Regions from separate parts of the Homo sapiens genome. Here region 2 is linked to region 1. A link is a loop called in an ENCODE intact Hi-C map of the cell type or tissue named here. Cell type or tissue: B cell. All regions are shown on one strand. Each heading gives the region's core, and the rest is flanking DNA. Links, peaks and the distances in the headings are about the cores only. Region 1 holds the start of CCDC177 (coiled-coil domain containing 177). Region 2 overlaps SLC39A9 (solute carrier family 39 member 9).

What was found. A loop is a pair of places that touch in the nucleus more often than their neighbours do. Peaks named below come from ENCODE experiments on the same cell type or tissue, not always from the same donor. Only the 100,000 strongest peaks of a DNase experiment are listed, where the experiment ranks them.
Region 2: it touches region 1 in a loop (6-fold over the local background); 7 of 110 quality-filtered maps call a loop at or near these places.

What each region holds. Positions count from the first base shown.
Region 1 is chr14:69,571,750-69,577,119 of GRCh38, forward strand. It overlaps CCDC177 (coiled-coil domain containing 177), which reads right to left and starts at 3,122. Exons shown (of 2, transcript NM_001271507.2): 1 at 2,793-3,122; 2 at 1-1,901. The coding sequence starts at 1,873. In B cell, for the core only: CTCF peaks have their summits at 3,177 (motif pointing left) and 3,388; DNase peaks (open chromatin) are centred at 722, 1,472, 2,172, 3,122 and 1 weaker place; H3K4me3 peaks cover 1,711 bases; H3K27me3 peaks cover 3,396 bases.
Region 2 is chr14:69,457,713-69,463,082 of GRCh38, forward strand. It overlaps SLC39A9 (solute carrier family 39 member 9), which reads left to right. Exons shown (of 7, transcript NM_018375.5): 7 at 651-4,678. The coding sequence ends at 881. Among named protein-coding and RNA genes, the nearest start is that of PLEKHD1, 24 kb to the right of the region's middle. RefSeq lists a silencer at 2,576-2,625. In B cell, for the core only: CTCF peaks have their summits at 2,555 (motif pointing left) and 2,756; a DNase peak (open chromatin) is centred at 2,589.

The DNA.
Region 1 (5,370 bases), core at 64-5,063:
GGGCTCGTTCCTTCTCCAGCCGGCTCTGGCCCACGCGCCGCGCCTTCTGCTGCACTGCTTCCTCGGCCACCTGCGTCGCGTGCTGCAGCCGTCGCTCCCCCGCCCGGGCCAGCGCCTCCAGGTGCGCCTGATGTTCCCGCTCTTTGCGCTCTGCCGCCTCCTTGGCCCGCCGACCCTGCAGCTCCTCTCGCCGGGCCCGCTCCCGCAGCTCCCGGGTGCGCTGCTCCACCAAATGCTCGTAGTTCTCCTGCGCACGGCCCAAACTGGCTTCCAGCGAGCTCCGCAGGCCCTCTCGCTCCTGGCGCTGCTGCCGGGTCCGACCCTGTAGCAGCGCCTCGTGGCGCGCCCGCTCGGCCCGGCTCAGCTCCCGCTTCTCCCGCTGCAGCTGGCCCTCCTGCCGCTGCTTGGCGCGGGCCGCGCGCTGGGCGCGCTCCCTGCGGATCTGCTCAGCCCGCTCCCGCCCTTCCTGTAGACCTTCCTCACGTTGCTTCAGGTTCTGCTCCTGCTGAAGCTTGCGCAGCCGATCCTCCCGGGCCGCGCGCTCCGCCCGCTCCCGCCGCAGGAGGCCCTGGCGTTCGGCCAGCTCCCGCCGCCGCTCCTCGCTGCGCTCGTACTGCCGCTGCCGCCGCCGCGCCGCCTCGCGCTCTTCGCGGCCACGGCGGCCTCGCCGCTCCTCCACCTGCGCGGCCCAGGCTCGGCGGCCCTGCTCTAGGGCGCGCTGCTTCTCCCGCTCCTCGCGCTCCCGCCGCTGCTTGGCGTGCACGCGCTGCAGCTCCCACTGGCCGTGGGCAGCCGCGCGTTGCTCCAGCAGCAGGAGCTCCTCCTGGTGCCGCGCCAGCATGAGCGCCGCGATCTTCCGGTCACGCTCCGGCACCCCGCGCAGGCCGCGCTCTGCACGCACTTGACGCACGATGCGCTCCACGTGCTGAGCGGTCTGCGGCGAATGGCTCAGGTCGCCGAGGCTGAAGCTGCGGCCGGTGATCGGAACCAGGGTCAGGGCAGACGGGCGGCCCGGAGCGTTGGTGGTGGAGGACGCCGACCCCGCTGGGCAGCTGTTCCTGGCCGAGGCCCGAGGCGGCCAGCGCAGCTCCCTCAAGCTTTCCCCACTGTAGGATGACGACGATGCGCCCGACTCGGAGCTGAGGGCGCCCTCACGCCGGCGGGACAGTGAGTCCAGCGAATGGCTCTTCCTGCCTGTTCGAGAACCCGCTGGCGGAGGTTGGGTCCGGGCGGAGGAGGGACTAGGGGAAGCCTTGCGGGCCGCACGCGGCGCGGGCGAGGCCGGGAGGCTGGCGCTGCTGCAGCTGCTGCTGCTGCCCGCGCTCGGGGCCGAGGCCGCGGCGGCGGCGGCGGCGGCGGCGGCCGCGGGGCTCAAAGGCGTGAAAAGACGCCGCTTCTCCTCGCGCATGATGCGCTCGCGCTCGGCCCGGCATTGCTGCAGCTTGGCGCGCCGCTCCGCCTCGTAGGCCTCATACAGGCCGGTGGCCACCCGCATGGAGCGGCCCGGAGCCTCTCGCACCAGGTCGGCCAGGGCCCGTGGCAGCAGCTCCACCGGCTTGACCGCACAGCGGGCGCAGGCCTCTAGCGAGCGGGGGCTGGTCAGCACGTAGCGGCTGCCCTCCGCCTCTGGGCAGTCGAAGTTGAAGAGGTCGAGGTGCAGCAGCGGGGACTGCTCCCGCCGCCCGCCTTCTGCGGCTGCACATGGGACTTCTGCCTTGCGGGGCACCGCCGCGGAGGCCGAGGCCGAGGCCGAGGAAGCTGCGGGCTCCTGTGCGCCCTGGGAATCAGGGGGCACGGACGCCACGGCCTCGTCCCCTCCAGAGTCGCCGGGTTCCGCTCCTGCCTTCTCTTCTTCAGGCACTGGGTCCACCATGGCTGAGCCCCGTCCTTTGTTGGAATCTCTGCAGATCACAAGGAGGGACATCGAGGAATACGTCTGAGAGCTCTTCCCCCCTCCTCATCCATAGTCACCCCATCCCAACTTAATCCGCTTTCGGATTAGGCTCAGAGGCTTTGGTGGAACGTAAATCATAAAACCGATGTCGGAAAGCCCAGGCTGAGCGCCAGAACGGGGATGGGGGTGGGGCGGACACTCGTGTTCAGAGAGCAGCCTGGGTCTCCCTCAGCCCCGGAATGCGGGGTGGAGGCCTGTGGCGAGGCTCCTCTGGGCGCCTAGCCCGCTAGATGCATCCCCTTTCTGCTGCAAGTTAAGATGAAAAGATCCAGGTGCAGGCAGGAGCTAGAGAGGGAGGCGCTGGAGGATTCCCGGGAGGATTAGCGTATTTGTTTGTAGCTTAGGCGGGCTACTGGGGATGCAGCTTTGCAGGAACAAAAAAGCAAGAGGCCTGTTCATCCCAAGGGACCCCATTTGCCTAAGGGAAGAAGTTTATGGTTGATTTCCCCTGCCAAAGGAGACTCGGTCGCAAGGCCCCCGGGTGATTAAAGGGCTGGGAGAAGTCCCCAAAGGCCTCTCCGGGAGGGGTGATGGATTCTTGCTCCAGCAGCTCTGGCAGGGCTTACTGAGGGCTCTGCACGCCGCCTCCGCCCCCACCTCCACCCCCACCGGGTGTTTGCTGGGGATGGAGAAGGTGCCTGGATACTCTCAGACGCACCGGATCTCCTCCAAGTCTGAATGTGCTAAAGATACCATCCACCCCAGTCGGGGTTCAGATACCCGCCCTCGGGTGCCCTCCGAGTTCCCCCACAGCATCCCAGTGGGTGGGCTCCTGGAGTGCAAAGAACCTGGCCGCCCAGGTTCCCGCAGCTCCCGGTACCCGAGCCGGTTTACTCACCCCGCGTCCTGGGCTTCGGCCCCGCGCCAAGGGCTTTTGTTCGCAGCTCGCCGCTGTCCCCTGCGCTTCTTCAGTCTCTGCGCCGGCGGGGTCGGGTTACTGCCGGCTGCAACCGTGAAAGGAGCCCCATCTGCCGCCGCCAGCGTCTCTCCATGGGGTCTGCGAACAGGGCGCACGCACCCCAGATGCTACCTACACGTGGGAGGGGGAGTGCGACAATGTCTCCCTAAAATAACGCGGCTCTGCACCCTTCCCTCACATTGATTCTTTAAAAAAGAAGCCCGGTTCCGTCGCTGCGGCATCCCTCTACACCTCTACAACCGTGGAGGTACCGCAGGTCCCACGCTGCCCCCTGCGCCTCCTGGCGGACACTCGAGGGTGCTGGTTTGTTTGCTTCGAGGACGAAGGAGAAATTTTTGTTTAAATGTATATATGTACATATATACACACATATAATATGTATATATATACACTACACACATACAGGTAGATGTAGGTATAGATATGGATAGATATCGATATATAAATCACCAAGAAACCCTAGTCTTTCAGCAGCCTAACTGGGTAGAATGAAGGAATTGCTCAGCTTGTTTCTAAAGGAAACCCTGAGGAGCAAACAAACTTGATAGCGAATAATTGGGTGGAAATATGGCGCCTGATGCAAATTGTGATTTTTTTTTTTTCAATGAAAAACTAAAAACAGGCTGGGCAAGGTGGCTTACACCTGTAATCCCAGCACTTCGGGAGGTCGAGGCCAGTGGATTACTTGAGTCCAGGAATTTGAGACCAGCCTGGACAACATAGCGAGTCCCCATCTCTAAAAAAATTTTCAAGAATTAGCTGGGGTGGTGTCCTGTGCCTGTAGTCCCAGCTACTCCAGAGGCTGAAGTGGGAGGATCACCTGAGCCCAGGAGGTTGAGGCTGCGGTGAACCATGACTGCACCACCGCACTGCAGCCTGGGTGACAGAGTGAGACCCTGTCTCAAACAAAATAAAACAAAATAAAAACAAACAAAAACTAAGAACACTTATGGGTTTGACGCAGGTGGAACATATGTAACTGGTGTTTAATGCAACATTTTATGACTTCCTGGTTATAGATAATAACAATTATAACCAGTTAGTGCCATACAATGAGTGTTATTTTGAGACATCTCCTGCCCACCTCTTTTCCATTTTGAGTGATAGTGGCCGTAGGAGACAGACCGGAGGAGTGCTTGATGGAGGGAAGTCGAGGAGAGGATGGGACATAACATTAGAGGGAATATTGAACTATGCATTAAATAACCTTGGCTGGGTGTGGTGGCACACACCTGTAATCCGAGCACTTTGGGAGGGCGAGGCGGATGGATCACTTGAGATCAGGAATTCGAGACCAGCCTGGCCAACATGGTGAAACTCCGTCTCTACTGAAAATACAAAAATTAGCCGGGTGTGGTGGCATGCAGCTGTAATCCCAGCTACTCAGGAGGCTGAGGCAGGAGAATCGCTTGAACCTGGGAGGCAGAGGTTGCAGTGAGCCGAGATCTCACCACTGCACCCCAGCCTGATGACAGAGCGAGACTCCATCTCAAGAAAAAAAAATTAAATTTTAAAAAATAACCTTGACATTGTCAGGTAGACTGTGAGGAGAAAGTGAAGGGTTTTAAGTGGGGAAATGACATGATTTGGTTTTTATTTTAGGAACATAACTCTGGCAACAGTGAAGTGGAGGCTTTACAAAGGCCAGGGCCAAGAGGAGGCAGGAAGCCCAGTTAGCTGGACACTGTGGTCACCCCAGGCAGGAAGGATTGGGGCCAGAGAGGAACAGTGGCAGGAGGAATACAGCACATAGTGATGGGGAGGGCCAGGGAAGGATGGTTTCCTTTTCGGACCTCTTGATTGAGGTGGAGCTGCTCAGCAGGTGGCTGATAAGTTGTGTCAGAGATCTGGACTGGAGCTAGAATTAGGACATCGTGACCCTATACCTGGTTCCTAAAACCAACAGTGTGAGTGAGATCACTCAGGGAGGGCAGGTGGAGCAATGAGAGAGGCTGGCAGGGCATGGATAGGGCTGCTAAGGGAAAAGGAGTGCACGAAGGGGACCAACAAGGAGTGCAACAAGGACAGACAGCAAAGTGTGGTCTTGTGTGAGCTACCAGTGGGGCACTGCAGAAGGAGAGTGTGCCCCTTGTGTTAAGGGCTGCAGAGGTCCAGGAGGTTTCACCTGGAGTCAAATACCCACTGAAACTGGCAGTTATGAGTCTTGGGTGACATTGGCAAAAACAGCTTAGTATTGCACTAGGGCAGATGCCAAGTGCAGGAAGCTGAGGTGCAATGGGAGGTGAGAATTACTGATGCTTTTGACATTCAGGTAGTAGTTTTAAGAACACGAAGCCTTTGGAATTTTACCCTACTTACATACTAACAGGTGAGCCTGCCACTGTTCTGTATATGCTGGCAGAAGACAGGAGACTCCAGGGTCAGAAACCACTGACTTTGTTACTCATGGCACAGCAGGCAGCATGAGATCATGCTTTTGTTGGCTCCCCTTGCTCCATGTGTCCCATGGGTCATAGACAGGTAGTGAATTAGGTAG
Region 2 (5,370 bases), core at 26-5,025, 110 kb before region 1:
TAAAGTTCGTTTTAAAAAGCAATTGTGAACCAGGAGCAGTGGCGCATACCTGTAGTCCCAGCTACTTGGGAAGCTGAGACAGGAGGATTGCTTGAGCCCAGGAGTTCCAGGCTGTAGTGTGTTATGATTGTGCCTGTGAATAGCCACTCAACTCCAGCCTGGGCAACATAGCGAGACCTCATCTCTAAAGACAGATACAGTCAATGAATGGATGGACAGAATGATGGAACTGTGGTGAATATAGTTTAATAATAGTGTGTGGTACATATCAAAATTGCTAAGAGTAAATTTCAGATGTTCTCACCACAAAATATGATAAATATTTGAGATGACAGATGTTAGTTTTATTTAATTAGTCCACATTTTATTCATGAATCATAATGTCACTTTATACCCTATAAATATATATAATTATAAATTGTTGATTTACAATAAATTTTTTAAAAAATCAATTGCGTACATCACTGATATTCTTAAACCCTTATTTGGAAGCTTCCCATGAATAACTTAAAGTTGCTGTGTTCTCTAGATGTCCCCAGTGTCCTAGACAGCACCAGTTAAGAACAGTGAGTGTTTTTTAACTGGGACTTCTTCCTGACCCTGAATTTTACTTGACTTAGTTTTTCCTCTTTCTCTCTTCTAATTCACAGAGCAGTAAAGAAGCCCTTTCAGAGGTGAACGCCACGGGAGTGGCCATGCTTTTCTCTGCCGGGACATTTCTTTATGTTGCCACAGTACATGTCCTCCCTGAGGTGGGCGGAATAGGGCACAGCCACAAGCCCGATGCCACGGGAGGGAGAGGCCTCAGCCGCCTGGAAGTGGCAGCCCTGGTTCTGGGTTGCCTCATCCCTCTCATCCTGTCAGTAGGACACCAGCATTAAATGTTCAAGGTCCAGCCTTGGTCCAGGGCCGTTTGCCATCCAGTGAGAACAGCCGGCACGTGACAGCTACTCACTTCCTCAGTCTCTTGTCTCACCTTGCGCATCTCTACATGTATTCCTAGAGTCCAGAGGGGAGGTGAGGTTAAAACCTGAGTAATGGAAAAGCTTTTAGAGTAGAAACACATTTACGTTGCAGTTAGCTATAGACATCCCATTGTGTTATCTTTTAAAAGGCCCTTGACATTTTGCGTTTTAATATTTCTCTTAACCCTATTCTCAGGGAAGATGGAATTTAGTTTTAAGGAAAAGAGGAGAACTTCATACTCACAATGAAATAGTGATTATGAAAATACAGTGTTCTGTAATTAAGCTATGTCTCTTTCTTCTTAGTTTAGAGGCTCTGCTACTTTATCCATTGATTTTTAACATGGTTCCCACCATGTAAGACTGGTGCTTTAGCATCTATGCCACATGCGTTGATGGAAGGTCATAGCACCCACTCACTTAGATGCTAAAGGTGATTCTAGTTAATCTGGGATTAGGGTCAGGAAAATGATAGCAAGACACATTGAAAGCTCTCTTTATACTCAAAAGAGATATCCATTGAAAAGGGATGTCTAGAGGGATTTAAACAGCTCCTTTGGCACGTGCCTCTCTGAATCCAGCCTGCCATTCCATCAAATGGAGCAGGAGAGGTGGGAGGAGCTTCTAAAGAGGTGACTGGTATTTTGTAGCATTCCTTGTCAAGTTCTCCTTTGCAGAATACCTGTCTCCACATTCCTAGAGAGGAGCCAAGTTCTAGTAGTTTCAGTTCTAGGCTTTCCTTCAAGAACAGTCAGATCACAAAGTGTCTTTGGAAATTAAGGGATATTAAATTTTAAGTGATTTTTGGATGGTTATTGATATCTTTGTAGTAGCTTTTTTTAAAAGACTACCAAAATGTATGGTTGTCCTTTTTTTTTGTTTTTTTTTTTTTTAATTATTTCTCTTAGCAGATCAGCAATCCCTCTAGGGACCTAAATACTAGGTCAGCTTTGGCGACACTGTGTCTTCTCACATAACCACCTGTAGCAAGATGGATCATAAATGAGAAGTGTTTGCCTATTGATTTAAAGCTTATTGGAATCATGTCTCTTGTCTCTTCGTCTTTTCTTTGCTTTTCTTCTAACTTTTCCCTCTAGCCTCTCCTCGCCACAATTTGCTGCTTACTGCTGGTGTTAATATTTGTGTGGGATGAATTCTTATCAGGACAACCACTTCTCGAACTGTAATAATGAAGATAATAATATCTTTATTCTTTATCCCCCTTCAAAGAAATTACCTTTGTGTCAAATGCCGCTTTGTTGAGCCCTTAAAATACCACCTCCTCATGTGTAAATTGACACAATCACTAATCTGGTAATTTAAACAATTGAGATAGCAAAAGTGTTTAACAGACTAGGATAATTTTTTTTTCATATTTGCCAAAATTTTTGTAAACCCTGTCTTGTCAAATAAGTGTATAATATTGTATTATTAATTTATTTTTACTTTCTATACCATTTCAAAACACATTACACTAAGGGGGAACCAAGACTAGTTTCTTCAGGGCAGTGGACGTAGTAGTTTGTAAAAACGTTTTCTATGACGCATAAGCTAGCATGCCTATGATTTATTTCCTTCATGAATTTGTCACTGGATCAGCAGCTGTGGAAATAAAGCTTGTGAGCCCTCTGCTGGCCACAGTGAGGAAAGTAGCACAAATAGGATACAGTTGTATGTAGTCATTGGCAACAATTGCATACAATTTTACTACCAAGAGAAGGTATAGTATGGAAAGTCCAAATGACTTCCTTGATTGGATGTTAACAGCTGACTGGTGTGAGACTTGAGGTTTCATCTAGTCCTTCAAAACTATATGGTTGCCTAGATTCTCTCTGGAAACTGACTTTGTCAAATAAATAGCAGATTGTAGTGTCTGGTTTGGTTTGGACAGTAGTGCTTTCTATCATATTGTTGTGTGCAATGGTAATTTGTTCTACTGGCCAAAGCCTCTTTCAGCAGTGCCTTGCCATCATGCTTAAAAGTTTGGCTAGTATATCTTGCTGGATGGAGCCTTGAACTCCGGCAAGGATTGAACCATCTGACTTCCAAATTTGCCTTCCCCTCTGGACCTCACTATTAACAAGCAAACCTTTCAGGGCCCTCTTAGCTCTCAGAAGCTATGTATGGGCTTTCCCAGATTTTAAAGCTGCTGCCTCGAGAACTACTCATTTCTCTCCTGGTCAGCAGACAGAAATAGCCATACTAATCTCATAGGGCTCAAATGCATCTTCAGGCAGCAGGGAACCAAGCAGCGTGGCACAGGCCTTCTTGACTGGAGGAAGAGCTTGCTGGCATGGTGGGCAGTATTCCAGGAGAGGCCATGTCCGTGTTCACTTCTTGGCACATTTCAGTTCCGTTTTCCTCTTGTTTAAAACTGCCTCTTTAGATGTGGATGCCTTAATGCTGTAACACATTTGAAAACATTGGCAATACTTAAGTTGCTGCCATGATTACAGATGGAATTATTGGCTACCAAAGAGACGCAATTGATGATGAGAAGCATGATTCTTGCTTCCATATAACCAAAGTTAATCTTAATTGCAATTTGACTCCGTTTCCTTGGTAGGGATAGACTTTCTTCAGATTCCAAGTGCTCTCTTAAATGGCAAATTAAGTTAAAGAATACTACTGCTCCATTCCCCTCACTTATTCTCCAGTTAATTGCTTGTCAGTTCCATTTCAAGAAAGCAGTGATGTTCCAGGTTTGATTCAGTTTTCCTGTGCACACTATTGCCAAATTTTTTTTTAGCAAAGATTCTGCACTGGAACGTAGACAGTTGGAAACAGTACTACCTACCTAGAGGTTATGTGTTTTCTCTTTCTCCCCGCTTTCACCTCTTTCTTTCCCAATTCAAAACAGCCAAGTGAGCCCTGTTCTGGTATTTTGAATCATTAGAGAAAAGAAAGGGAGTGGCTGTTTTGAGTTGTCCTTTCTTTGCAGAAAGGAGAAAATGTGATTGTGTTTTTTTTTTACCAGCCTACTTCTAAGTGTCACTGCCTGGTTTTTCTCTTTTTCAAGGATTAGAACTAAGAGGACACACCAGCATCGGAGTGTATTAAGCCCCTGAAACACATGGTAGCTAGGGACTGAACACAGGAACCGTATGACAGCAGCACAAACCCCCAAAGGATGTTCCTGCCTTGTGGGCCCCTGAGCCCCTTGGGAGACTGAGAATCATGACCAGATTCATCCAGAACTGCTGCAGTGTTAAGTGAAAATCCTCTGTAGTTGTTCTGCAGAGGAACCTTCCTTCCATTAGAAAATTTCTGCTCAATACAGAATGGTCCACATCACCCAAAGTGCACTGTTGGAGATGCTGTGAAATTAAAACCTCTTTGTACCTGAGACATCTAGATTCACCTCAGGAGGCCTGAAGGAAATGTGTAACTTGTGGGAAAGAACTAGACAACCATTTAGGAATTCTCTAGATATACTCAGCCTAACCCAGTGGCTTAACACAAGGAGATTGGCTTTGATCTTTTTTTCTTGTGGCATCTTCCAGCAAGTTAGAAGTCTCATGGGATAAGACTGCAGTTCCCCTGGTTCAATAGCTGGAACAGTGATTTTAAATGTCCCTTTTTCTGGATCCCTTGTAAACATGAAATCATTCCATGGATGGCTGCCTTATAATTTTGTCTCTTTCCACTTTAATTGTGAATGGTTAAAAAAATGCTGTTTTCTGATATTAAATTTTTATTAGTGCATACCTTAATCTGAGTGGCTCATTACTTATCCTTTTGGCAGTTTGTTTGATGACCAGAATTGACCTGTATTTGAACATCAGAAAAGAGAATGAAAAGTTGTGATGGATGGTAGAAAGATGTACCTACCACAGGCACATCCTTTAGGGAAGGGAGGGAGAAAGGAGAGAGGGGAAATTAAGGACTTGATAGACCAATCTGCCCTGAAAGACACAAATGCATTGATAATTGTTTTTGCCTTGCTGTTGTTAGCAAATATTATTTACGAAGGTAGCTCTCTCTACTCTCAGAAAAGAGAAAGAGGCAACAGATCCAAACCACAGTGGATTCATTTCATAGGGCAGAGTTGTTATATGAGTAGATAGATGCTATGAACAACTGACCCTGGAAATTAAAGAGATTTGATTAGAAACGTGACGTGTGAATTTGATAAATGTTTTTCTCCCTCTGTGGACTTATGGTTAGTCATTAGATTTCATTAAATACTACTGGCCCACTTTGTGCTGGTTTTCTATATGTATAGTTACATGTATAGCTAGTTACAAAGATTGTGCTCAGGGCAGGCATGGTGGCTCACGCTTGTAATCCCAGCACTTTGGGAGGCCGAAGTGGGTAGATCACCTGAGGTCAGGAGTTCGAGACCACCCTGGCCAACATGGTGAAACCCCGTCTCTACTCAAAATAGAAAAATTAGCCAGGTGTG